7 separate regions of the Mus musculus genome follow, and regions 2, 3, 4, 5, 6 and 7 are each linked to region 1. The links are chromatin loops, found by intact Hi-C in ENCODE. Cell type or tissue: gastrocnemius. All regions are shown on one strand. Region 1 overlaps Runx1 (runt related transcription factor 1). Region 2 has its middle 13 kb from the start of Gm30695. Region 3 overlaps 1700029J03Rik (RIKEN cDNA 1700029J03 gene). Region 4 has its middle 50 kb from the start of Gm41499. Region 5 has its middle 31 kb from the start of Gm30588. Region 6 has its middle 2.8 kb from the start of Gm41499. Region 7 has its middle 5.3 kb from the start of Gm30474.

What was found. Hi-C counts contacts between places; a loop is a spot of excess contacts. Peaks named below come from ENCODE experiments on the same cell type or tissue, not always from the same donor. Only the 100,000 strongest peaks of a DNase experiment are listed, where the experiment ranks them.
Region 2: a loop joins it to region 1, with 2.9 times the contacts of the local background. A loop is called at or near these places in 11 of 42 quality-filtered maps.
Region 3: it touches region 1 in a loop (10-fold over the local background); 22 of 42 quality-filtered maps call a loop at or near these places.
Region 4: it touches region 1 in a loop (2.7-fold over the local background); 3 of 42 quality-filtered maps call a loop at or near these places.
Region 5: it touches region 1 in a loop (13-fold over the local background); 26 of 42 quality-filtered maps call a loop at or near these places.
Region 6: it touches region 1 in a loop (4-fold over the local background); 4 of 42 quality-filtered maps call a loop at or near these places.
Region 7: it touches region 1 in a loop (13-fold over the local background); 17 of 42 quality-filtered maps call a loop at or near these places.

The regions. Positions count from the first base shown.
Region 1 is chr16:92,696,591-92,700,590 of GRCm38, forward strand. All of the region lies in intron 2 of Runx1 (runt related transcription factor 1), which reads right to left. Among named protein-coding and RNA genes, the nearest start is that of Gm30281, 64 kb to the right of the region's middle. In gastrocnemius, a CTCF peak has its summit at 2,224 (motif pointing right); DNase peaks (open chromatin) are centred at 231, 869, 1,877 and 2,233; H3K4me3 peaks cover 2,332 bases; H3K27ac peaks cover 2,231 bases.
Region 2 is chr16:93,541,945-93,545,944 of GRCm38, forward strand. No RefSeq gene overlaps it. Among named protein-coding and RNA genes, the nearest start is that of Gm30695, 13 kb to the left of the region's middle. In gastrocnemius, a CTCF peak has its summit at 2,009 (motif pointing left); DNase peaks (open chromatin) are centred at 1,486 and 1,963.
Region 3 is chr16:93,452,514-93,456,513 of GRCm38, forward strand. All of the region lies in intron 1 of 1700029J03Rik (RIKEN cDNA 1700029J03 gene), which reads right to left. Among named protein-coding and RNA genes, the nearest start is that of 1700029J03Rik, 4.4 kb to the right of the region's middle. In gastrocnemius, a CTCF peak has its summit at 1,939 (motif pointing left); a DNase peak (open chromatin) is centred at 1,928.
Region 4 is chr16:93,004,682-93,008,681 of GRCm38, forward strand. No RefSeq gene overlaps it. Among named protein-coding and RNA genes, the nearest start is that of Gm41499, 50 kb to the left of the region's middle. In gastrocnemius, no CTCF peak of the experiment used is centred here; DNase peaks (open chromatin) are centred at 1,901 and 2,105; H3K4me3 peaks cover 923 bases; H3K27ac peaks cover 2,450 bases.
Region 5 is chr16:93,291,313-93,295,312 of GRCm38, forward strand. No RefSeq gene overlaps it. Among named protein-coding and RNA genes, the nearest start is that of Gm30588, 31 kb to the left of the region's middle. In gastrocnemius, a CTCF peak has its summit at 1,912 (motif pointing left); a DNase peak (open chromatin) is centred at 1,899.
Region 6 is chr16:92,952,199-92,956,198 of GRCm38, forward strand. No RefSeq gene overlaps it. Among named protein-coding and RNA genes, the nearest start is that of Gm41499, 2.8 kb to the right of the region's middle. In gastrocnemius, no CTCF peak of the experiment used is centred here; DNase peaks (open chromatin) are centred at 2,255 and 3,708; H3K27ac peaks cover 3,726 bases.
Region 7 is chr16:93,135,383-93,139,382 of GRCm38, forward strand. No RefSeq gene overlaps it. Among named protein-coding and RNA genes, the nearest start is that of Gm30474, 5.3 kb to the left of the region's middle. In gastrocnemius, a CTCF peak has its summit at 2,059 (motif pointing left); no DNase peak of the experiment used is centred here.

The sequences.
Region 1 (4,000 bases):
TTAAAAAAAAAAAAGTCAAACTCGATGACACTCAGGGTAGAGCTTCCCACAGCTGAGGACTCTGGTTTGGGAACGCTGGTTAAGTTTGTGGCTGATCCTGTGGTTTGGTGGGAGTTGAGCCGCAGTTGGGTCACACACACAGGCAGACTCGCACTCTTCGGAAGTCAGCCACTGTCTACATTGGTTGAGTGAGTCAGCCCAGAGTCTGGCAAGATGATCTTCCTCCAACGTCGCCCGGCGGTGGCTGGTTTTCTGCTGGGGCGCACAAATACCCACGAGCGAGCACCGTGTAACCGCAGCAGGTGGAGCGGGCCTGGGAGGAGGCACCGTAGACCAGTAGGCTCGAGTTACACACGCTCACTCCCACGCACCCTGCCACGCACACGCAACTTCACCGCTCGCCTGGAACTCCGGAACACTTTCTCCCGCAGTTGTCAAAAGAAACAATCGGAGAAAAGTTCACAGCCTAGAAGTTGAAACATCCAAAGCCTAGAAGCCGGTTCATTCAAAAGTAAGAAAGGGAAAATAAAAATAAAAATTAAAAAAAAAAAAAAAGGAAAGGAAAGGAAAACAAGAAGGTCCAACGCAGATCTAGAAAGAGCCGCAAAGGGTGACTTTCTTGCGTCTCGGGGAGCTCAGGATGGAAGTGCCAGCCGCGGGGCCGGGCAGCGTGGTGCCCTGGCTGGGTCCGGCCGCGGGGCGCCCGTCCTGCCCGCGCCCGCTGGCTCTATGAATGAGAGTGCCTGGAAATGAACGTGCTTTTACTGTAAGCCCGACCCGAGGAATTCCATTCCCTCAGCTCGTTTGCATAGAGGAGACCGACGGCCAATCACAGGCCTTTCCGGTATCAGCCTGGGCGCGGCCGGCTGCCGCGCTCCTGGAATTGGCCCGCGCGCCCCCGCGCGCTACTGTACGCTGCCCGGCCCGGGACTCGGTGGCAGCCCCTACCGTCCCCAGCTCCCGCACCCACGCCGACCCCGCACCCACAGGCACACGCTGCCATGTTTGCCCGAAGCCAGGCCCAGGTTCAGATCCCACGCCAGGCAGCCACGCGCGGTGCTGCACTCGCCCTGGGTGGGTTTGCCGGGCGCAGCGGCGCCACTGGTGGCCTCGGTCCTGGAGACCCCGAAACAGGAATCGAGAGACCGGTCGGGCTTGGGGACCGAGGGCTGCGTCCGGAGAAGCCCTGGGCCTGGAGATCAGCGGGAGGGAGACGCCCTGTGCTCCCTGGACACAAAGCTGCCACCGCGAGGCTTCAGGGACCTGGGCTGGCATCCGGGAATGGTCCCTAGGCAGCCTTGCACTGCAGTCCATGAGCCAAGGCTTGGGGTCCTGGGAGGACAGGGTGGGATTCGGCCGCAAGAGGGTTGGAGGGCTGATGGCCGAGTGGGGGAAGCTCTGAGCGCCTCCCTGGGCCAGACTAGCAGCTGAGGAGAAGTGGCACCGAGTCATTTAAACAAGGCCAGCCACTGCTCCACCGCAGAAGTTTTGGGTTTTAAGCATCCTCTCCTTCGCAGAGTTGCTTTATTTAGTGTCTTTTCTCTGCGGCTGGGCTGCGGCTTGATTACGCAGCGCGCCGCGTTCTGAGTGTGCGCAGCGGCTGGAGAGGAGATAGTTTTCTAACCAAGGCCTCAAAGAACTCTAGACTACAAAAAAAGTTGAAAGCATGGGGGACTCAGGCCACCCCGAACTCATGAGCTCGAATCCACCCTCCAGCTCCGGCGGGAGTCCGGAGCTCTCCTTCAGGCAACGAACCCACTCCGCTTAAGCAATGTAGGGGCACCTCCCCCACCTTGTTCGTCCCCGCGGCGCCGAGGGCATTTTCGCCGAAGAGCTTTAAGGGTCTCCTTCCTGCTTGGCTCGCTGCCGGCTACTGTCCCCAGCCGGAGCAGCTGGCCTGTGCTCCGGGGTCCCTTACTTCTCTTGGGCCTTGCTTCCTCCGGAACTTCTTACTACCCACTCCATGGAGCCCGCTACTGTCCACATATTGACCGAACCCCTCCACTTTCATCTGTGCTCGGGTCCCTGGCTGGTCCCCGCGTGTGTCTTCCTTCCACACGCATCTGCGCAGCCTGGGTTCCGTGGAAGAGGAAGAAGCTGTGGAGGTCCCGGCACGGAGGCCTTGTCTGAAGTTTGGGGTGGCTTCTCTTGCCCCAGGCGGGTAGGAGCTGGCGGCATGGAGGATCAGGCAGGCCTTTCACGGTCATGTCGGGGCTCAGACCGGACGCCAGGGGGCAGCAGCGGCCCTCGTTAGGCGTCCTGGGAAGCGGAGCAGGGCACTGGGCACGCCCCGACGGCGCGAGGATCAGTCTCACCTGGAGGTCCTTAGGGTCGATCTTGTGAGTTTGGGGACAGACATTAGGAAGTGGCCACCAGAACCCACCTGAGCGCCCCCGTCTCTCAGACCGGTGGTAGCCGGTCCAGCTTGCATGGGAATCCCCCGGCTGGTGGGTCTCTACTGTCGTGATCCACCCAAATTAGGGTCTCATCTCTTCTCAAAGCCTCTTTGCCTGGGCTCCGCCTTATGCTAGTTCAGGACCATGAGTTCCTCAGGTGTCCAGCGATTGTCAGCGAAGGCTCAACTTCTCCAGCCTTCTGTATTTTCCCGAGTGGGCCCGACTTTCCTCCTTCAGCACAAAGATCGTGACAGCAGGGCAAAGCTCAGTGCTCCCCTGGCGTTTGGGGGGATCCGGAGCTTTGGGAAGACATTTTTTCCTCCTTGCTTTTCTTTTAAAACGAATCTTAAAGAAGTCCCAATTCAGGGGTCGAATCCCGCTGCCTGCGCTCCCCTGCCAGGGCCACAGCTTCCAAGTGCAGCCAGGTTCTGGTGTGCCGTATTTACTGGAGAGTTCATGGCCAGTGGAAGCGAGACTCCCTCAAATAGCTAGCTAGACTCCCCTCAAATGCATTTTTTGAGCAGCCGACTTCAGATCTAGTGCTCCTGGAGCCACAGCCAAGCACATCCACACAGACCAACCGAGACAGGGCATCATCAGAACAGTGTGGCAGAGACAACGCTCGACCTTGACTCCAGGGGAAAGGGTGTCTCTCCGGCCCTTCAAAAGATTAAAGGAATCGCGTTGGGGTCAAACCTCAAACTGCGCATGGAGTTTAGGGTTGTCTGTCTGGCAGAAGCCTAGGAAAGACAGTTACATGAACACAGGCACCAAGTTTGGCTTTCAAGGTTCGCACCTTGAGCGCTGCTCAGCTGAGTTACTGCTAGTAACTCAGTTAGTTCGAAGCTCGATCAGGATAAAGCAACGAAAAACTGCAAAAATCCGGCCTCGGGCATCCCTGGACCTGTGTGGGTTGTCACTGAGCCACTTGACACGCACTTGAAAAACACAGACAAACAAAATCATCGCCCCGTCTTTGCTGCAAAATAGCAATCAGCAAGCGCGCAGCTGGGACTCTACCGAGGGGCACCATGAACGCGCAGTCCTTGCGGCTTTGGACAGAGTTCATGCAAGTCCTGCAGCGGGAGAGGGAAATGAGGAATTCCTTCCCACCCAGAGTGCGCATTTCACTGTCAATGCACACTTTCTCTCGCTTGCCTCACCAAGAGCTAAAGGAAAGGTTTACAACTTTCACTTCCAGGCTTCCCCCAGAGTGACACTAAAATTTACATGATTAAAAAAAAAAAAGGAAAAAAACTGCGAGGGAAAGATTTGTTTAAGCTGCTACTGTGTGACAGTCTGACAAATTTGTTGCTGGGGAAGTTTAAAAGTGAGCACAACAGGATTTGGACTTTCTACCATGAATTTTAAAAGTAGTGTTTGGTTCAGTGAGAGGCAGGCAACCATTTCAATGGAGGGCGGAGCGGTTTTATTGACTTATTCTTCTACATCCTTACGTGACTGGCTAACTGTAAGTGGTCTCAGAAAACTGAAAGTTTTGTGTGCTTATTCTATGAAATCATCTCCAAAATATATAATAGTTCTCTTAAATCAAAATTACCCTTCCAATATAATACTCTATCTAAATCAGATTCTAAGCATGT
Region 2 (4,000 bases), 850 kb after region 1:
ACCTCTGAGAAGAACAGACACCCCACCCCAACTCTCAAGTATCTGGGCCTGTGTCTTCTGCATTCTGTAGTTAATGGTTACACCTTAGGTGGGTGAGGGGAAGTCTCCACCCCAGAAAAGGATGGGTTTACTGCCTCGTGCGAGAGCAATGGGGATCCCACACTCACTGGTGTTCGGTGAGGTTGTAAACTGCCTACTTAACTACCTATGCCTCTCCAAATTGCTCTAGTGGGAGCTTTTGGGGGAGGGGGAGGTCAGGGGAAAAGATAATGACGTCATGCTCCCACAGCTTGCTCAATCTGCTTCATCTCTGACCCAGCAGTTTTGTGTTTTCTGCAGCGTCCATTGCATAGAAATAAACTCTTTTAGGGTAAAATCCAGAGCCTTCATAGATCCCAGATTGAATATGCATCTCTGCATCCACAGGTCACAGGCCCTGATTAGACAATGTCTGCAACTTAATCAAGTTGAATGGACAAGACCAAAGACAAAGGATTTTTCCCTCTATGAAGTGCAACTTGTCCAGGCTTTCTCCGTCTGGCCCCGCTAACATCTGGAGCAGGCGAGTCTCTGCCTGCCTGTGCATTGCACTATTTCATAGCACCAACATTGCACTGTGAATCTTAGTCATGTTCTGCCTCAATTGCAGCAATAAAAACTGACGCCAGCATCAGGCATCATCAAATACTCTGTAGGGAGTCAACATCAACACACACACACACACACACACACACACACACACACACGAAAAACAATGACTCAAGCTCATGCAAAGGATCAGACAGGAACAGGGAAAGCAGGCAAACAGGGCCATGCACTATAATTTACTGTAGCTTCAGATGCTGATATGTTAGAGAGAGATGAAGTACTGGACTCACGTTTCAACCAAGGCAGTGTATGACGAGTGCCATGCATGGCTGTTGACTGTGAATGTGTTTGTGTGAGAGCCATGTGTGGCTGTTGACTGTAAGTGTTTTCATGTGAGAGCCACGCACAGCTGTTGACTGTGAATGTGTTCCTGTGAGAGCCCTGCATGGCTGTTGACTGTGAGTGTGTTTGTGTGAGAGCCATACATGGCTGTTGACTGTCAGTGTGTTTGTGTGAGAGCCGTAGATTCCAGACAGGAGCAGCAGCCTCACTGCCTTACCAATGCCTCAGCCATCCTGTGATGTGAACATCTTCACACCACAGAATTTCACATGTAAAGACATAGCACGGGATAGCCTGTGCCTGGGCACCAGACAGTCTCTGATACACTCCATCTTCATTATTAATTTACTCATGAGTGGGGTGAGTTGGAAAAGGCAGGGAAGATGCTATGTAGGAACCTGAAGTTCACCTTAAAGGGAAAAGCCGAATGTACGTGTCACACTAAAACCCTCCAGAGGGCTGGCGAGGAGCCTGCTGGTGAAGCTTGCCTCACACGCAACAAGACCCGAGTTCTAATCCCAGAAGCCACGTAAAAAGCCCAACATGGCAGAGTGCACTTATAATCCCAGTGCCCAGGAGGACGAGACAGGAGGGCCCTGGCAGCTTGCTGGCTGGTCAGTCTAGCTGAATCAGTAAGCTCTAGGACCAGCGGGAGACCCTGTCTCAAAAAATAAGTCTGCTGAGATGACCTAGCAGGTCAGAATGCTTGCCATCAAGCCTCATGACTTGAGTTAAATCAATAAATAAGAGTTAAAAATAAAGTTGGGAACAATTGAGGAAGATACCCAACATGGACGGCTGGCCTCTGCATGCAAGTGTACCAAAACACACACACACACACACACACACACACACACACACACACACACACATACACCACACCCCCCTTTAAGCATCTGAAGCACACAAATAATAGTAGGAACTGTAATACTACATGTGCTAATTCCTACGTAAACCGTGAGAACACAGCCCGCCTACGTGTCTCGTTTCTACACCCAGAAGAACGCAGAGCCCATTTCAACACCCAGGGCCCTATTAACTTTGATAGAGCATTTTCGCCATCTAGTGGTAGCTTTGAGAGTTGTCTCCAAAATGCACATCCACTGTGAACTTAAGAGACCTCCAAACTGATGCTCAGCTGGTGCCAGATTTTTGTAATTTTGAAGGGAGGAAAACTAGTATATCATTTAAAAGCTGAGTGACTTCGAAACAAAAATAAACCAAATCAATATTTTCATCTTTAAAATATTCCCAGACAAGTAAATGTCACTAATTCTCAGAAATATTTTTAAGTGTGTCATAGTGTGTCATCTCGGAGACAGAGCACAGCAGGAAACCGAAGTCAAGGGTCAAAGAAGGGAACAGTAGGATGCAAAGGTCATTGTCACATCTCATAGGAGCCAGAAAAGAGGATTACATAATTATATTGAAAATATATATGCACACATATAAGAAATATATACATGCAATCTAAGATTAAAAGTGTTATCCCTGAAAAAATATTATCTGAGATAAAATGTTAAATTCATCTAAAGATAGACTGGATGCACCAAACTCAGATGTAGCTAGGTAATTGTGTTGATAAAAAAACATCTCTCTTTAGTACCCAGAGACGGGGCTCCAAGTGCTCGCTGCTCCTGCAGAGAAGTGGAATGTGTTGCTCAGCCTGAGGGATGACGTCAGCTAGTTCCAGGGATCAAACGCCCTCCTCTAGATGTTGCAGTCACTGCACATATTGGGGCACATACGTATGTGCAGGCAAGACACCATACATATAAATACAAATACATCTTTTAGAAATATTTTTTCAATCACATTTTTTGTCTTCGTATCTTTTTTTTTTTTAAGACAATGTCACTGTGTAACCCTGGCTGGCCTAGAACTCTCTATGCCAACCAGGAACTCACAAGAGATGTGTCTGCTCCTGAGTGCTAGGATTGATGAAAGGTGTGGGTGTGTGCCACCAGGCCTGACCTTTCTCCAATACCTTTCTTTTTCCAGTATAATGATCTTGTGTCTCTATTTCTCAAGCACTTTAGCTGTTCTCTTCCTTTCCATAATAATGTCATGGGAAATGCCCAGTTTCACTTGTTAATCTGACACACACTTGCCAAACGGCTCCTACATGCCAGGCATTGGAACGCCACAGGGTCTGGAAAGTGCCCTGTTCTGATGGGCATCCTGTAACTGGGAGGACAAGTGGCCCAGAAGCAAATATGTCACAAGTGATCCCCACAGGGCAGACCATTGTCTCACCTGATTCCCTGAGCACTGTGCGATGTGTCTTATTCCATCACACAGAGGATGAAAGCTCAGCCTAAGAACAGTGATGGGATCCAAAGTCAGATCTGGCTTCTCCAGGTTCCACCCTAACGACACCCACACATTTTCCTGTAACCTTTCTACAGTCAATGTAGCCAGCACACACTTGTGGCCAGGTATGGGTAGGGGATAATGCCAGGCCCTGGAGGTGCAGATAGGAATCAGGTCCTACCTCCACCAACAGAGGCAGCCTGCTCCAATTGGATCATGCAGTTGCAAAGTGCCCAAGAGCACACTTGCCAGAATTTATTCAAATTCAGCTACAACATACTGGGAGAATATTAACTCTAATTTAAACTTTTAATAAGAGTCTAGTTTGGAGGCTGGAGACGTGGCTCGGTGGTTTGGAGCACCTGCTGCTCTTCCAGAGGACCAATATCTGGTTCCCAGCACCCTCATGACAGCCCAGAATCATCTGTAACTCCAGTTACAAGAAATCCAACACTCTCTTCTGGCCCCTGTGGCTTCCTGCACACATGTGATACACATTGCACACATGTGATATACATGCATATATTTAGGCACATGCACACACAAAAAATAAGTATTTTTTAAAAGAATAAGTTTGATTTGTCAAAGAAAGTTATCTATTGATTCTGTGGTTTACTTGTACAAAAGAAAGATTAAGTTAGGGTCAATTTGTATTCTGTAGGGGTTTTCTCCCGTTTTATTTAGAGCCATAATGGAGCCAATTGCTAGGATTTTCAGGTCATCAAACAGCAACTGAAGTGGAACCATTGCCTCTGTG
Region 3 (4,000 bases), 760 kb after region 1:
GCAGGGGCAGGGGCAGGGCCAGGGCCAGGGGCAGGGGCAGGGGCAGGGGCAGGAATCAGAATCTGTAAAGTGTAGAATAATCCCTAGCATCAAGGCTGCACACAGGCAGCCCCTACCCAACCACTTCTTGATTAAACAGTCTGCTCACTCCCTATGGGAAACAGATGGGTCCTGGGAGATCATATAGTGTCCACTGAGACAAGTAGCCCCCAGCTGCTGCAAGGCCTCCTGCCAGACGCTCCGTCCTCACAGATCACAGGCTCAGGTACATGGCGTGCAGCCTTTGATCTGGGGGAGCAAGTTCTTTTCATCTCTGCCAAAAACAAGGGTCAGGGACCATCATATTTGCTCAGAAGAGACAATAGTATTCCCTTACAGTGTTGATCCAGGGCTGTGTTAATACCCTCCCTGCCCCCTGTCATAATATAGTCTGAGGAGACAAGACCCAGCTGAGCCACTGAAGAATGGCAGCCTGGAGAAGATATCATGTGAACCAGACGTGGCAAAAATGGTAAGTCACACTCGTGCAATAAAAAAAGTAATGTTGCTGGGGATTTGAGAGCCCAGCCATCACTTATAAAAGGTCTGGGTTCCAGGGCATGCTGGGGCACCTTAGCCAAGGGGAAGAACAAATTACTGCCTCTTGGTCTTCCTAGACAGAGGATGTACCACACCTAGTCGATTCCTTTGGGGTCTGAGAGACACTGACTTCCCAGCAGGGAACACTTTTCATACCCTATAACCCGATAACAATACAGAAGATGCCAGTTCGGATGGGAGAGGAAAGAGTGGAAAGGGTCCACAGAAGGTCCAGGCTACAGGGCAAGTGGCCGGCCCCAGTAGCTCCTCCCTGTGATCCAGCGGCCCTCGTGATAGAAAGTATCGCGGTGAAGCCAGCACAAGAACTGTGGAGTTTGGGGGATCTGCTGTAGGACTACGACAACCAAGAACAGAATTCTGGTATACCAGTGTGGGAGAAGAGGATGGGTCCTGTCGGTGCACATTCCTGATGGCGGTTTCCTGTATTCAAACGTACATGAACAGAGACACACTTCCTTCCTTTCTAAAAATAAATAGGTATTAGAGAAACGTGGCAAGTCGGCGGCATGGTGGGAGATCGTAGAAACTGGAAAGTTGTGGCAAGGGCTATAGAGCACTAAAGAGAAAGACTCCAAGCCTGCTCGTGGCAACTGGAAGAGGTGGAACACCCAGCCATGGCCAGTCACTCAGTGACCGCAAAGCCACACAGCTGGGCAGCCCCAGCAGCATCCATTGTCAGATGGAGGCTATGATAGCTTATGTTTGTTTTGTGGCTATAACTAAATACCAGAAGCTGGATAAACCTATAAAGGGCAAATATTTGCTTTATTCAGTAGAGACTGGGAAGTCTCAAGATCAACAGGTCGTCTCCTGGGCATCCAGTCCCTGGTCCCACACCAAAAGTTCAGAAATGGAAGGTCTGCATGCAGATCTCAGAAACTTCGTATGGAGATCTTTGGGCAATTCTGGTAATACAGGTCCTTAAGCCAGCGTCTCTGAGATCCCTGAGGCCGTAACAAATGACAAAACAGCAGATGCCAACACACAGGATGCTGAGTGCTTGAACACAGAGCTACTCACTCTCTGCTGAACTGTAGAACTCTTCATCTTGTTTTATGGCTGAGAAAACTGAAGCTAAGTCAAATCCCAAGGCCGTAGAACAGCCAATGATAAGAGTCAGTATTTGCACTTGACCTAACTCTAGATGCTTAGCCAGGAGGCCGTAGTCAAGAAAACTCTTGAAGGCAGTTAAGGAAAGAGAAGGGGGCTGAGAAATCTATAACCCAAGAGGCACTTGCAGCTCACAGGACCAGTTTACCTACAAGGAAGGCAATTAGTTTTGCCAAGTAACTTTTGCAGCGCGGCAGCCACTTGCAATAGCGCATGAGCGCCACCTAGTGGCCACAAAGAATTGCTGATACAGTAACCTCTGCCTGAGATCACCCAGGATCTGCTCAGTACAGACTCAGCTACTAAAGCTTAGCAGACGCAAGGTTCTAGATCCAGGAGGAGAAAGTCCTTCACTTTTAGAAGAGGTTCTTAAAATACAGTTTGATTTTAAAAATGAAAATAGCTACAAAAAGCACAGCCAGTGGGAATGATAGCACTAATAAATGAAAAAAAAAAAAGCCATATGCAAATCATTGGTGTGTGTGCTTATAAAGAACTTAGTGCAACTATAACTAACACTGTGTCCTGACTGGTCACTCCTGAGTCTTTAAGATGCCATCCTGCTGCCACTGTTACCCTAGGAGACCTCTGGGCCCCTTGACAAGATGAAAGGGGCAGAGGCATTTTGACGCCTCTCTACCCCATTTCCTTCCAAGGTCTACTGGACCCAGATGAACAAAGGAGTTGGAGACTTGTTTTGGCATGATTGACAGGTGCATGAACCATGCTAAGTAAAGGAAAATAGACACAACTAGACTGCAGAACATTCCTTTTAAATAAAATACCCAGGATGGGTCAACTGTTGAGTTTTAAATACACATAGTATGTACATGTGATATACACACACATCATACAGTGTATATACATGCATTATGTCATATCTTAGTCTTTTAGATAAGAGTATATGGGAATGTGGTAGTGAGTTCTTGGAACACCAGCTTAGCTGGATTAAGGAAGTCTGATGATGGATAAAGCATGATTATTCTTTAGCTCTATCACTGATATGTAGCCCCCCACCCCCACCCCTGCTTTGTGGGCTCTGAGCCTTTTCTCTTGTGCTGAGGGAAGGCCCCAGTGTCTGGCATCCCGTAGGAATCACTGAGCTGCCAGTCTGTGAGAAAGTTCCAGAAGACTTCCCTGATTTCATAGCTTGGGTGGAGCCGGCTTGCCCTCAGTGTGGGTGGACTTTATGCAGTCGTCATGTCCCAAATGGAACAAGAGGTGGGAAGGTGCCATTTGGGCTATCCTCTGCCCCAAGATATCAGGACTATGGGCTGTGAACTTCAGGATTCACACCAGAGACTCCAGGGCTCTAGGACAGGGCTCTCAGCCTCAGACTGACAGTTATACCATCCACACCTCTGCAGGTCTCCGGAACCTCTGAACTTGTGATTGTCATACAACTGACTTCCCTGGCCCTCTATCTGTGTATCACAGCCTCTCCTAGGCTCCCTAATTGAGAGAGCAAATTCTCTAAGTTATTTCCCATAACTCCTTCTCTCTCCTAAATAGAGATGGATAATGGCAGATAGAGATAGATTGGTGATAGATAGATAGATAGATAGATACATACATACATACATACATACATACATACATACATACGATAGGTAAATAGATAATAGTTATGGTAGATGATATAGGTGACTATAGATATAGATAGATGAAAGATAGATGATAGATGATAGATATAGCTAGATGATAGATAGATAGATAGATAGGATAGATACATATAGATGATAGATAGATGATAGATGGATGGATGATAGATGGATGGATGGATTAGGTAGACAGACAGACAGACAGACACAGATAGATGATAGATAGATAGATAGATAGATAGATAGATAGATAGATAGATAGATAGATAATGGATGGATGGATGGATGGATGGATGGATGGATTAGGTAGGTAGGCAGACACAAAGATAGATAGATAAATAGATGATAGATAGATAGATAGATAGATAGATAGATAGATAGATAGATAGATAGGATAGATAGATAGATAGATAATAGATGGATGGATGGATGGATGGATGGATGGATGGATGGATGAGGTAGGTAGACAGACAGACAGAGATATAGATAGATAGATAGATAGATAGATAGATAGATAGATAGATAGATAGATAGATAATGGATGGATGGATGGATGGATGGATGGATGGATTAGGTAGGTAGACAGACAGACAGACAGACAGATAGATAATGGATGGGTAGATAATAGATAGCAAGGGAGACAGATAGACAATACACACAAAGGTAACACAGACAGAGGAGGCATGGGG
Region 4 (4,000 bases), 310 kb after region 1:
AAACTTTACCAGTTCATTTTCAGTACCCCCCTCTGTACACACACACAGACAGACAAACAGACACACTTACACATAAACACACAAGACACATACATATTCACGCACATATATACCCGCATACATATATATAAATATCACACATACACACATACACACACTCACACACATACACACATGCTCACACACACACTACACACACCACACACATACACCCCAGTTTACATACATGTACACACACACACACACACACACACACACACACTCAATCTAGGAATCCCTTAAGCAGTGCCATCCCCAGTGGACTGTCATAGACGGTGGGTAAACAGTGAGCCTGACTCTTGGCAGGATCAAGGACAGAAAGGCTCATCCCCACCATAAAAGTGTCCTGGGAGTATTCCTGTCCTGATTTCCACATTTTAAAAAATAGACTCTTTTCTCATACAATAATCCCTGATTATAGCTTCCCCTCCCTCTTTTAATTTGGCATTTCATCCCAGATGCTCTCAGAGGTTGGTGTGGAAGGAACATGGTAATTAATACATGAAGACCTGGTAGATGCAACCGGGAGAGAAAATCTCAAACCTCGCCTTTCTGTCTGGCTTTTCTCTTGGGAGCCTCTGGTTGGTCTTGGCTGCCATACCCAGAAATGAACCCAACCAACTCTGGCTGAAAAAGACTTATTCACAGGATGCTCACTCGGTGTGCTCCCGTCCTCTCTCCTGACTTTTGGAACTGAGATTTAAACCACCCTGAGCCCCATCCCTTCTGCAGAATCTCAATGACTAATCTGTTCTTTCTTTTGCCAAAAAGAAAGGATGCTCCTCCTCTTCCGTCCACTCCCCCCCACTCCCCCCCCCACCCCACCCCCCACCCCCCGGCCAAGATCAATTCTGCCGGTATTTATTAATCGTCTACCACCAGCTAGACATCGGGCAGGCAACACTGACACCATGTCTGTTCTTGGGAAATTTCCCCTCCCATGTTCCTCTTTGGGCTCTATAAAACAGGCGGCCAGACTACTCTCTTTTGAACTCTGAATCCGTTTTCTCAGAAGAAGAAGAGCCCTCAGAAAGCTGTTTCCTGTCTCTGAGCTCCCTGTGAACTCGATGGTTGATAAATGCTCATCTAATTGGCCAAACACAACTTTAAACATTTTATTTAAGGAAATAAATCATTGTTTCATTTTTTTTTTAAAGTTCTACCTTTCTGCTCTTTCAGAGTTAATATTTGGGAGCTTATCACAAAATGAACTTGATTATAGGGGACACAAATTGGCCATCAGGATCACAATCCCAGTGCACTGGGAATCCTGTGCCTAGATAGCAGAGGAATGGAATTTGAATCTGATAATTGTTAATGACAGGAAAAGAAAAAAAAAAAAAGATTGTTTCTTCTTTGCTGAGCCATCACCCACCTGCAAGGAACAAATTAAAGATATTTACCTTTAAAAGCCTTTGAAAGCTATTTAAAGAAAAATAGACAAAAAGTGAAGTGGAGGATTGAGTCACAATTGAATTTGTTGAAGTAATTAAGTCCCTCCCTCCCTGAACAATTATGTTTAATAATAAACATCTAGGATGCCATTTTTATATTCTTTAGTGCCCTTCATGGTAGTGCTGTTATATAAGCTCACAAACTCAAGTGTGCTTTCCCCTCTTCCCCTAGCCTACCCGTGGTCTTTATTGTTGTTTGATTGAGTCACCTTGTAAAATTATAATCTTTTGTAGAAATATATTTCTAGATGAGCAAGCCCCTCTGGGCTCCTGCAAGCCTCACCTTCGCTGAGCGAGCGACTGACTGGCATGAGGAGCGCGCAGGATCGAGCTCTTGACCCATAATTTTCTATGAGAAAATGATCAGGAAAGCTGGCGAGGCAGCGTGTGTGGAGCCGGTCCAAGGGACCCAGCCTCCCCTCTGTTGTTTCAAACAGTCAACAGCTGCCCGGCCTGTTTTTCCCATCACACTTCAGGATTGCGTTAGAAAAAAATTCACCTTATAAAAAAAAAATCATGAAAACTGAGAACAGGGAAGCGACCGAGCGGAGGCCACTGTGTGGTGAGTTGCTGCTGTCATCCCGGGCTCTGCTCCTGGGCTTGGCACCTGCCCCAGGGGGCTGCATTCCCTGCCCAGCAGGGAGTTCCAGCTGACCTGCTGAGAATGTCCCGTGTGAGTCACCGCCTTTAACTCCATCAGCGCCATTTGCTGCCCACTTGGATGTTTCTGAACAGCTGCTTGGCTCTGAACTCATCCAGTAACTGGAAATGCGGCCGTTGTCTGGCTAATTTTCAAAAAATGGAGTCAGAGGCAGGGTTAGGGAGAAAGAGAAAAGCACAAACCCAGTCAAGAAAGACAGACAGCTAGCTATCTTTACCCCTCGATGGCTTTGAATTCCTTGGAAATCAAATGGCAAGGTCAAATAAACCCAGTTTGTCCCTTTCTTTCTTTCTGTCGCTTACTGTTTGCCTAAGGAAGTTGGGTGCGATCTCATATGGGATTTCATGGTATCTAAAAATTTACCTCCCTCAAGGAGCCTGTCTGATCGTCATGCTTTTAAACTTACCCATCCCGTTTTCCAAACACAACAGTGAATATTTCCCTTGCTCTGGAAACGTTTTTCACATTTGAAGTTCATTTTTAACTCCATCAACAACTTTTAAGAGGCTTCAATTGAACAAGTTTCTGGCCTACACATTAACCAGGATATTTGAGAAACATTAGACATGATCCCTGGATACAGGAATTTGTAATGAAATGGAGAGAGAGAGAGAGAGAGAGAGAGAGAGAGAGAGAGAGAGAGAGAGACAGAGACAGAGAGACAGAGACAGAGAGACAGAGACAGAGAGACAGAGAGAGAGAGAGAAACCCTGATTCAAATGGATTTCAAATGGATGGTCCAGGAACAATATGGGGGAGGTGGGAAGTGCCAGACGCCTGCTAGAGCTATTTGGGCTTCTGAAGTTCAGAGCAATGCTCTGGAAAGCTGCTTTTCAATCTAGAATGATGGTAACCAATATTAACAAGTGAAATTGAATTGACTCTGTAAACGTGAACAGTGTCAGAGCTGGGCACACAGCCCAGGGGTCTGTTAAAGGCTAAACACTTACAGGGTCACAGGGCTTCACTGGATGGGAAGTCTGTGATCATTGTGTGCATCTTCCTATGCATTAACACAGGCAGACATTAAAGAGAAAAATCTCTTCCATCACCAGAGACACTGCAGGGATGGCAGACAGTTCATAGGTCACGAATCCACTGTACTGTATCTGGGATCCAGTCCTTACTTGAAGGTGGGAGAGTAGATACATGGGAGAGAGAAGACACTTTGATTTGTGAAGATCTGATCTGCACGTTCTCTATTTCCTTTCTTGAAAGGAAATCTTAGAGGACAATAAAGAAAAACAGAGTCCTCTATTTTTGTCTTAGCTTTTCATGTGGCTGCCACAAAACACTTGTTAGGAGCAACTGAATAGAGGAGAGGTTCAGCTCAGGCCGTCAGAGACAGTCCACCACACCAGAGGCACGCTGGACAGACTGGCCTGGTAGGTGATCGAAGATTGAGGTGCAAGCTCACACAGCAGGAAGCAGGGAGCTAGGGCTGGAAGCAGAGTCAAGCAACCCTCATGAGCTCCACCCTGCAACCTTACATATGCCACCAGACTCAATGTCCAAAGCTTCCACAGTATCCCAATCTACGGGGTGCCAACCCTACATACACATACTCACTTACACACCCAACCACACATGCACATACACACACTTGCCACACTTGCCCTCTCTCTCTCTCTCTCTCTCTCTCTCTCTCTCTCTCTCTCTCTCTCTCTCTCTCTCTCACACACACACACACACACACACACACACACACACACACACCATGTAGATTCTCTGAGTATCCATTAAAGTTTCAGCATTTACCATTCATTTCCCTAGCAGTAAACATGCAAGGCTGTTGGTTGTTCATGAGCTTGTTCAACTCTAAGCTATTTATTCCAACTCACCGAGT
Region 5 (4,000 bases), 590 kb after region 1:
GGGATGGGATGGGATAGGGTGGGGTGGGATGGGGTGGGATGGGATGGGATGGGGTGGGGTGGGGTGGGATGGGGTGGGGGGGATGGGATGGGATGGGATGGGATGGGGTAGGGTGGGGTGGGATGGGATGGGGTGGGGTGGGATGGGATGGGGTAGGGTGGGGTGGGATGGGATGGGGTGGGGTGGGGTGGGATGGGGTAGGGTGGGGTGAGATGGGATGGGACGGGATGGGGTAGGGTGGGGTGGGATGGGATGGGGTGGGGTGGGGTGGGATGGGGTAGGGTGGGGTGGGATGGGATGGGATGGAGTGGGGTGGGATGGGGTGGGATGGGATGGGATGGGGTGGGGTGGGGTGGGATGGGGTGGGGGGGATGGGATGGGATGGGATGGGATGGCCCTCAGAATGGTGAGAAGCCATTTTTTAGAGCAGACTTCTTCATGAACTGTGAGACAGCCAGGGAAACAGATCAGCGCCTGCGAGTCACAAAATACCAGCACACTACGCAGCAAACCCCACTAACATCCTCTAATTGGGTAGAAAGTTGTAGAAAAGTCTAAAGTAGAGAAACATTTTCACAAAATTCTGCTTCCCCCCGAACTCACACGGTCACGAGGATGACAGGATCCCACGCAAGGAAGGAACACCTTAGGGATGTTGTAAGGGTTTTCACAGTAACTCTTAGAAGTTAGGAACCAGAACTTTTCACCGTTTTGCAGGGGGATTGAAATACAAAGTGATTTTTACAAACGTTTGGAGCTATCTCTCGGCGAGGAAAACACACCGTTTCCCTGTTTGTTCTTTCAATTTGCTCCACAGACCTTTCCCCCACACTGGTCCCAATAAATCAGTGCACTTCACCAGCACATTTAACGTTGGCCAGACTTTCAATTAGTGACTTTCTCCCAGGCAAGGCCAGCTATGGTCACACAGTTCTTTTCTTAAACTTCTTGCTATTCTCTGGCTCCCAGGAAGTGTGCACCTGTCAGCCAGCCCAGCCCCCACCCTCTCTCATTTTCTTAAAAGCCGGAACTCGGTTTCATTTTTCACTCTTGATTTTAAAGCGGTTGGAAAGCATGAAAGAGAAGGGGCCAGCAAGGGAGGTAAATAAATCTAATCACCGCGAAAAGGCGATGAAAGACCCGTGCCTACGTTTCCTCAATTTGTTCTTGAAATGATCCTTGCCACACTCATTGACTGAGGACCAGCTCTGGGTTCTCCAAAGAGAGGGTTCACGGAGCTGGGAACAAAAGAGCCAGTTCTTTTCAAACACCCATTGGAGTCATTAGTTCCCACCTTTTCCTCTTCACATTTCCAGGCACGGTTAATAAGTAGCTAAATTGACTTCTTTGAATCCTGTGCCTGCTCCTTTCTCTCGCCCACCCTCCTAGACGCATGTGGTTGCGCAGTTCATTCTTTAAGAGGAATGACACCAAGAAAGAAAGTCCTTGAAAAATGGCCACCAGCCACTTAAGAACTACAGACATTTCTAGTAAACTGAACAGCTAAACAGTGGCTGAAAGGGAGAAACGTAAAATCAAACTGGGCAGTGTGGCAGATCTTTCAAGTGCCAGGCTATGTCCCTGGCTCTTATTGTCCCTACGGTGGTCCCTACAGGACACTCCAGGCCTCCTGTAAGAACATACAACTGCCAATGCTCTTCTGACGGTTTTCTCTGGGGTGGTGATGGGAAGGCCTGAGGCGCTGCTGGCCAGGAGCAGCAGTTGGCCTCTAGACAGTGTGGACTGGAGGGCAAACAGACAGTCGTTCGGTCTTCAGTCTCACAGAGGGCAGCTGCTCTGCAAGCCTGTTCTGCTCTGTGTCCCAGAGACATGCCTTGCAAATGTGTCACTGACCACCTTAGCTTTGGGTAACACACAGCCATGGGAGAAAGAGAAATGTCTCCCCCTGGAGGACACACAGGCATGCTCGCTGCCCGTTGTATTAGACTTAGTCTCCCCCACACTCAGCATTCCACCCCATCAACTGCCTGGACCAAGCCGCGAGACCCACTGGAAGCCTTGAGGAAAGGGAGACTCAAGCCACGGATTCTTCAAGTTTCTTGCTGTTCTGTAGCTATATGATCTTTGTCCCTGTTGTCCTGGTTTCATTTCCTCCACCAGCAACCTTGACACCAGGGAAGGCCTGTCGCCTGTCAGAGGGAGGGGCAGAGGTCTTGCTCACTTCACAGGTCTCCTGCTGAGCGCATACCAGAGAAGTTCGGGAACTGAATTTCTGTTTGGTTCAAATTAGAATAGTCACATCCTAATAAGATTTACCTTAAAACTTTACTTCACTCTATGAATCACATAAGAACACGATTAAAACAGAATGCTTTAAGAAATGGTGCTCCAAGGACTTGGGGCTACAGAACTAGAACCTGAACCCACCCCCCAAATACTCAGTAATGGCACATACACCAGGGGCCATCGTGATAATACACTGACTGTCTACAATAGTAAAGTTGCTTACAAACACAGAATGTGACAAATCCTTTCTCCTAAAGGATTCTCTCTCTCTCTCTCTCTCTCTCTCTCTCTCTCTCTCTCTCTCTCTCTCTCTCTCTCTCTCTCTCTCTCTCTCTCTCCTCCCTCCCTCCCTCTCCCTTCTCCCCTTTCTTCCCTCCTCTGTGTTTGGATAGATACATAGATAGATGTATGATAGATAGATAGATTTATAGATGCATAGATAGACAGACAGACAGACAGATAGGTGATATGCAGACAGGTGATAGACAAACCGACTACATATGGTAATAATTGCAGCTTTTGCTTATCTCTTATGAAACATTTGTTTACTTTATGTCCTTGCTTGTTTGTTGTAGCACAAAAGAGTCCATCTCTCTAAGTGTATTCATTGCTGTTACAAATGGAGGGAAAATATAATTAACAGGAAAAAAATAAAAACTGTTATCACATGATGTCTTTTTCAGTTGAAAGGGACATACAAGGAGATAGCTGGCCATGGGACTGGCATCTCAGTTGAAGTCCAAAGGGTTTTCCTACCTCTTCATGGTAGACAAGTGGCCGTGACGACCCCACAGCCATACAGAAGTGAAGACACCGTTTCTGCAGGCTGCATGGACCTGGTTCGCTAAATTCCACTGAGATTCCCCCAGTCACCTGTCATTTCTAAAGATGCAGATGAGAAAAAAATTGTGTGGTGCTGCCTGCAGAATCACACCCCTCCCCCCTCCCCCATCCCATCCCCCCCCCGCACCCCCCCCCCACACACACTTAAAGGAAGAAAGCGGAGAGGCAGAGTCTGGAGGCTAACTTCCCCTGCTTCCGATGCTTCTCAGATTAATCTGAGAATGACACCACTAGGCTGAGGTAAGAAATGCAGGCAGTGGTGGCCACTCAACTCAGTACTTAAGGAGAATCTTCACATTATGTTACAAAGTAACATATTTACACCAGGGGTGGAGCTAATGTCCAAAACAAGCGTCCCCACCTATGATCATTCTGCTTGCTTGTTTGTTTGCTTGTTTGTTCTTTCATTTAAGACGTTTCAGTGACACAGACAAACATAATGAGCCATCTCTACTAAAAATAGAATGTTTCTTGCCTGGCCTGACTTGATGCTGATTTGTGGCGACTGGTTTTGAGGAGAGCAAACATCTTCGATACACAATCACTTATTGAGGGCCTGCGACACCCAAGGCCTGCTGCTGGATGTGCCAACTCAGAGGGACGTGACTCAAGCTGGTGTCTTGAGAGACTTTATTATGATACAGACATTTTTCCAAGATAAAAAATAAAATAAAATAAATACACAACTTTGTGTTTTTCCACAGCCTCTGAAGATTGATTTTTTTCCCCCAAATTCTCTGTAAAATGGAAATTCGGGGAGAAATTAAGATGTGGTTTTATTCACCATTGTTAACTGTGGTTTCTTACCATGGCAGGAGCCTTGGGAGTTTCCTCATTTGGGCCAGAAACAGCAGAGAGGTTCCAATCTCTGTGCTTTTTAAAATATGGTCTTTTCCATCTGTTTCTTAAA
Region 6 (4,000 bases), 260 kb after region 1:
TCTCACAAGTGTTACAAAACTGTGTCTCTGCCTACAGGGCGCATGCCAGTGTTAAACAACTACTGTTAAGATTTACTGGGGTTCATGAGAACCCACTGAGCCAAGAGGCCATTCTGCCAAAGGGTCACCGCTCTGTCTTTCAATCCTATTTATGTGTTGACTTTTGGTCTTTATCGTTGTTTGAAAGCAAACAAGGGATATTTCTCTTTGCGAAAGTTGATGACTTCAGGTGGAGAGAGAACAGCTGTGGCAGACGATTCTGGAAACACAGCGAAATAGCCTCTCTTCACATAAATGTTTATGGAAGCAGGAAGACTGAAGAAGAAAAACACAGCAGAAAATTGCATGACTCACAGGCTGAGTGCCTTCTAAATAAAGCATCTCTCCGAATTTCCCAGGAGATGCTGAATGTGAGCAGGCGGCAGAGCTCTGTGGGGCAACAAGACTGTGTTTAAACACCCCCAAAAAAAACCCCAAAACAAAACAAAACAAAACAAAAAACAGTGTACACAAAAGTCACTGGGGGGGTATTCTGTTCCTTTTGAGGTTAAAGAGAACCTCAAAGAAGAGAGCAAGAAATCCTGGATGCTGTGCCCCCCTCCATCTGCTGTTGAGTCCCTGTGCAGCTCTCAGCTCCTGGTTGGACCACTGTGCAGAGGAAGAGCTGTGGCCCAGTGCTGTGCCTCTTGCTGACTCAGAGATCTTCCTGTCGTAGAGCCTGGCCAACTGATGATCACTGAGTTTAATTTTAGATCTTGAGTGCTGGATCTGGGAATGTTTGCAAACTAGACCCAGGCTCCATTGACACTGGCATGTGAATTGGAAAGAAAGTTTGCAAGTCTTTGAGTCTTTACACTGCCCAGTCCATTGTACCCCCACAACATTGTGAATTTGGAATAAGCTAGAGGAAGCCGTCTTGGGGCACTACTTCACAAGTAACAGGCATTGCTCCTGAGTCTAGATCTCAGAGATAGAACTTCGTTCTTTATACTTAGTTTTTTATTCTTAGGAGTTTCTGACTAGGAAGATCTAGAAAGTTCTAGAAGGTTGCAGACTAGAATTTAATTTCCTTCCCACTCGAGTCAATAGGTCTTGAAGCTATTAGAAAATGTGTTAGAAATAGTCTCTAGGTTCTCACTGAGGCTTAGCAATTACAGCAATCTGATAGCAAGTTGGCAACGTAGAATCAGGTGAGCTAGTTAGAACAATCATCCTTGGTGCCTCCCATTTAGAAGCAGTTAAGCAATAAAACACTTCAAAGGGACAATCGCTTTCTACGATGGGTTTCCCTGTATGTTAAAGAGTCAGATTATTCAGTAAGTTGACCTGTTCTGAGTCAACTCCCACAAAAAATATGCAGGACACCCAGTCAACTGGATTATAAATGAACAGAAAGGAATTTTTAACTGAATACCTGTCCCGTGCTGTTTTCTTATTGGGGTTACCCCAGAAGACATCCAACTAGAGCAACTGTATATTTTAAATGACAACACAGGGAGGCCTGTGGGCTTTCGAAGTTACCATGTATTAAAAACACATTCTGAGTGTTTTCCTCCAAGAAGTGGGGAATCTAGATGAAGAAAATCTTTAATAGAAGCAAGAAGCTAGCTACTCTGGAAGGGTCCCACTCAGCCATTGACACATACTGTAGAGCGACAACCCAGAAAGCCAAGGTAGTTGGACTACAGAAAAATAGTGGGACAACTTAAGAAGTTCTGAGGTGACGCAACACTTCCCCCAGGCAGGATCTCAATTCCTACCATTCTGACTCCTTAACTTCCTTCAGTGTCTTCCATGGTCTCCCTTGAGGGCGAGAAAGGGAAGAGATAGGGTGGGGGTGTCCAGCAGTATTTTACTGTACATTTGTTTTGGCATTAGCTGAGTTCTAGACATGAAAACAATCCCCTGTTCTTAATTCAGTCCATGTGCGGCAGAGCCGTGCACAGGGAGATCTGGCTTTTACTAAAAGCTATTAACAAGCATGTTTGATCACAGGAAGTCGAGAGAGAGCAGTGCTTGCTTCTAAAACACAGTGAGTGAGTGCTGACCGGCCTCTAGAGGGAAGGCCCAGATTTGTGTGTTGGTCCTTTGGTAACCTACTGAGCTCCATCCAAGACAAGTAGAAGATGGGACCCGGAGGAAGATTCCCAAGCCAACCCCCAGTGTGGGCAAGAAGCCTGTCCCACTCTGTTCCGAGCACTTCCTTCCTGTCCAGGGAGGTGAGTTGCTGAGCCTGTTTCTGGGCAAGCGGCCATGTTGGGATATGGCCTTAGATAGCCTGCAGCTGGGCTGAGTGGGCGTCTGTCAGACTCAACATAGGCAGCTCCCACCGTCCTGCCTGGACAGCTGAATAGAGCTTCTGAGAAGAGCCTTTGATTTATTGGTGGCCCGACAGCCCTGGGTACTGCAGTTCAAGTTCCAGGAAGCAAAGCTGTGACAGATGAAGTTCTAAGTATACAGACAGTGTGCGTGCACACACGCACACACACACACACACACACACACACAGACAAACAGAGACAGAGAGACAGAAAGAGACAGGGAGACAGACACACATACACAAACACAGACAGAGAAACAGACAGGCACATACACACACACAGACAGACACACAGAGAGTGACAGACAGACAGAGAGACATAGACAGCCAGAGAGACAGACAGGTACACATACACACACACAGAGACAGACAGGAAGACAGACAGAGAGACAGACAGGCACACACAGACAGACAGACAGACAGACAGAGACAGACAGAGAGACAGACAGGCACAGAGAGAGACAGAGAGACAGGCACACACAGACACACACACACTCACACAGAGAGAGAGAGAGAAAGAGAGAGAGAGAGAAGACAGGCACACACAGACAGAGACAGAGATACAGAGAGACAGAGATACAGACAGGCACACACACACTCAGAAGACAGGCACACACACAGAGACACACAGACACAGAGACAGAGAGACAGACAGGCACACACACACAAGACAGGCACACAGGCACACACACAGAGACACACAAACACAGACAGAGACAGAGAGACAGACAGGCACGCGCGCACACCTCAGCAGTATGGAATGGAACTGAAGGATACCAGCGGTACAGGGTGCAGATTCTCCTACATGGGTGACATCACTGACTTGAGACCATCAAGGGACTAACTGTGTTAGCAGCACTGGACAGAGCCTGAGGTGGATTCTTTTTTGTTCCTTCCCACTGATTGTTTTCCTGAAGGGTGTGGGTTGAAGTCTGAGAGTGAGGGATCATAGTCTCTGTGGAGGAACCTGAGATGCCTTATTGCCGTACCCAGAGAGTCAGGACTGCTCTGCTTACAAAGACTACAGCAGCAAGGACTCACTCTTGGAGAAGAAACAGAAACCCAGACTCCCAGTTCCTGTTGATCCTATTTTTACTCTCTGAGTCTCCGTGACTCTCCATCTCCCTCTCTTCCTCTCCCCACCCTCACCCTAGCCTCGTTAGAATTCATACACACACCTGGTTTTCTATTTACTTTGGGGACAGAGGAGGTGGGGCCCAAGAAGGGAGGGCATGCTTGCTGGGGAGTGTCAGCATTTGCTGCTATAAGCGAGAAGAGGAGGGTGGGGGAGACTCTGCCCATCTCAGTCACGGGGACAGGTAGTTAGAAATATTGATGCGTTTGCATGTATCTGTTCATAACAAACAGTCCTCTCCATGGGTTGGCTGTTGGCCTCAGCTCAGATGCTTTGGCAATTCCAGACAGGTGGGAAGAAGGAAGATGGGGGAGGGGAAAGGCTGGGTTTATGGAAAGAAGTCTGACCAGTGGCTGAGGAGGCAGAGAACATATGATGTGTCTTTAGGATGTTAGGACCAGCACAATCTCCCTTTAATTTTAGCTTGGTCTTTTTACATGGGTAGCTCTGTCTGGACTCTCATATAGGCTCTTGAGCATGGGCACAGAGCTCAGTAATAAATTGCCCCAATCCGTGCTCTCTTGCACCTGGTACTCAGAATTTGC
Region 7 (4,000 bases), 440 kb after region 1:
ACGGGGCGTACGCAGTGCTTCTAAGTCCAATCATCTTTCTTATCTTTAGTCTCTTTTTGTTTTGCTCTGAGAACAAATTGCTAAAGCATGCCAAGAGGAAACCACCCCATTAGAATCCCCTCACATAGAATCCTCGACAATACTTGCTGCCCTCCTGAGACTTTGGAGAATAAAGCTATACAAAAATGCACAGTCATGATCCAGGCTATGGTAGCACCTCCCAGCCCACTAACTGCTTATTGACTGATTGTTTGGTTGATTGATTGATTGTGTGTGTGTGTGTGTGTGTATTACATGTGTATGCCTGTGGGTACCTATGAATACAGTGGCCAAGTGGCAATCAGCGGAGAACTTGAGAGACTCAGACTCAGTCTTTCTCTTTACCTTGTAGGTCCTGGGGATTGAATTTGTGGGAGCAGACATGACAGCAAGAGCCTTTACTTCCGAGTCCTCTCACCAGGCCCTTGTCTCAATTCAAGTGAAAGCCACGTGTGAATTGGAGGGCCCAGTGCATGCGTCAGGGCAGGCAGAATCCCAGAGGCGCCTGTTTTGAGACATGAGATTATTCCAGACCTGCTTGTTTTAGTATGCTTAGTATGCCTCTGTCTCAGATGAAGGGGGGCATTAGCAACATGCAAGATTGAGAAGGAGAAGAGAGGATTCTAACCGAACATCAGCTTAGACTTTAATGCTAATTTTAGTCTTTTAAAAAGACATACTTTGCCGGGCGTGGTGGTGCACGCCTTTAATCCCAGCACTCGGGAGGCAGAGGCAGGCGGATTTCTGAGTTCGAGGCCAGCCTGGCCTACAGAGTGCGTTCCAGGACAGCCAGGGCTATACAGAGAAACCCTGTCTAAAAAAAAACCACACTTCTCAGGTACTAAGTCCCTCCTCAGTATGTGCGTGGACTGTCCCCAGGAGATTAACTATGGGGACTGACCTCCAGCTCCATCCTCTACTGTGATTCTGACCTTAGGTTACAAAGAACACTGGTGGGGAGCACTCACAAGGGGCATTCATGAGGAGTACTCATGAAGAGCACTCATGAGGAGAACTATCAAGGAGTACTCCCTCTTGGTTCCCCCACTGTGATTCTGCCCTTAGGCCACAAGGAGCACTCACAAGGAGCACTCTCTCTTGGGGGTTCTCCACTGTGATTCTGACCTTAGGTCACAAAGAGCACTGGTGGGGAGTACTCACAAGGGGCATTCATGAGGAGTACTCATGAAGAGCACTCATGAGGAGAACTATCAAGTAGTACACCCTCTTGGTTCCCCCACTGTGATTCTGCCCTTAGGCCACAAGGAGCACTCACAAGGAGCACTCTCTCTTGGGGGTTCTCTACTGTGATTCTGACCTTAGGTCACAAGGAGCACTGGTGGGGAGTACTCACAAGGGGCATTCATGAGGAGTACTCATGAAGAGCACTCATGAGGAGAACTATCAAGGAGTACTCCCTCTTGGTTCCTCCACTGTGATTCTGCCCTTAGGCCACAAGGAGCACTCACAAGGAGCACTCTCTCTTGGGGGTTCTCCACTGTGATTCTGACCTTAGGTCACAAAGAGCACTGGTGGGGAGTACTCACAAGGGGCATTCATGAGGAGTACTCATGAAGAGCACTCATGAGGAGAACTATCAAGGAGTACTCCCTCTTGGTTCCTCCACTGTGATTCTGTCCTTAGGCCACGAGGAACACTCACGAGGAGGACTCCCTCTTGGATGCCATGCTAGCATTGCTCTCACTTTTATCTATACATATCATTAAAAAATGAAATGTACTATAAAATTAGAACACCTATCTAGATATAGGAAGGTACAATTTAAGGCAATAAAGGTGAGTCTGTAGAAACTTTGGCTAATTGTCCTCAAACCTGCTATTTTAGTTGACTGGAAATATTCTCTACAACATTGAGTGTCAGCCTATCTGAATGGCTACAACATGTGAAGAGTTTAAAAACAAACTGTGTACCAGCCCAGACCCTGCTGTGGAACCCTGTTGTGATTTCTCCACAGGAATTTTACTCTGAAGTCTAGAAAAGATCACTCTGCCACCTATTGGCTTCAGTGTGAAATGTATCTGGTCACACCTGGCAGACAGGCATTCCCAGGACCTTGGACTTGAACAAGACTATCACATCAGCAAGAGTCAGAGGACCCATCTGGTCCCACACAGTGTTTGGTGGAGACAGAGCAGTCCCCGTGGTAACAGACAGCCTCACTCTGACACCTCAGCTTTGGCCACCATTCTGAGAAGGAGTACACCACTTCCTTCATCCATGCCAGAAGGGTCTGACTGTCCATCCACAGGAGGCCATTGTTGCTGAGCGAAACTAGCTGGCTCTCCAGGACATAGCTGGAACCCCACACTGGAGCAATCTCTGATTCTCTGGGCACATCACAAATGGATGGCACCCCATTCTATAAATGTGAAAGAATTCCCCTTGACCCTGACTCTTGCCCTGAAATCCTTCAAATTCACACGAAGGAGACTCACATGGTTTGGGTGGACAAGTCCGGGGCTGAATGGTGGATGACACCTGGTTTTCTTTTTCTGGCTCGAAAAGCTGGAGTAGCCACTGTGTTTTAAAAGCCTTCCTCAGGACATTGTGCAGCCTGCTTTTATCAGCACAATGACTAACAGGTGGGCCTTAAGCTCATCACATCTTATTAGGCCTGTCTCCCTAGCCCCCTGACACACAGGGCTAGCTCGATTTATTACTTCAGCAGCCCCTTAAACAGGTCAGTCTGACCCCAACTACACATCCCACGTGAAGGTCATAACTGCATGCTTAGTGGCTTCCAATATGGCCTCACCACAATCTGAAATCTGATTGTAACCTTCTCTTGTGCGCAGTTCTCTAGTGATTACACTAGCATCAAGACATCTTAGCTCTCAATCCCAGCACTGCACTTCCCTTGTTCTAACCTCTGCCTCCCCGTCCCCCTGCCCCTAGTATAACACACAGAGGGAAGAAGGGAGAGACAGGGAGAGGGGTGGAGTCTATAGCATAGGAAGCCGAAAGTGGCTCACCTGGATATTACCATAGAAGTCGGAGATTTCAAAGGCTCTTCTAAAGTCTGAGGACAGTTAATGAAGTGGGAGAAAATTAAGTGCAGGACACCAAATCCTTGGCAGTGATACTGAAATCGGGGTGCGGAGCACTGGGATCTAATTTCACATGTTTCAGGAACTTGTAAAGTTATGTTGGTCCTTTCAGTAGCTTATATCCAAAACATAATCTTCAGGCTCTAATGTCACCGCCATCGTGCCATCAAACTAACCCCTATGCAAGCACAAACTGGGTTGATAATATCCATCTATTAAGGAAAATGCACACAAGATCAAAGTATAGCCAAGTGCATTATGGAGAATTATTTATGTCTTCTAGAAGATTATCCTTGGGTGCAGTTTCTCATGATAAGAACCTGGCCTGACTTTGTTCTACAGAGTCAGAAAGCCTCCTGTATTAGATGCCGCTCTATTGCCTCCTTAAGTGGAGTTGAAAGAACAAAGCGTTTTCCAGAAGGAACGGGGCCCTATCTGTCCTCAGAGCTGCCCAGAGATCAAACAGGTCTTTTTAGCAGTTTTATTAGACATCTTCAGAGGCCTTCAAAAAATACTCGGTTTTATAAGTGGTGAGAGCTAGTGGGTGGGAACTCCTGCGTGTAAACAAGTGGAGTTGTCAATCATGACTGTTGAAAAGAAACTATTCCTTAACAGGGAGGGCTGTATGGATACACTTCTGGGTTCTCCTGTTTTGTATAATGATGCTTTTATATTAGTTTAAGAGGTGAGCTTTCCAACCACTGAAGTGTTCTTACGGTAAACAGATCGTGGTGGTGTACCATTCTGCATTGCTAGGCAGGAAAATATACAGAGAAAATTCTGTCCCTGGGCTTATTTACTGGAGTGGAACTGTGTGGTGCCAGGACTCTCCAGGCCAAGGTGTCAGTGGGATTTGTTCAAGGTTGCCAGGAAGAATCTGCCCTGGGCCTCTC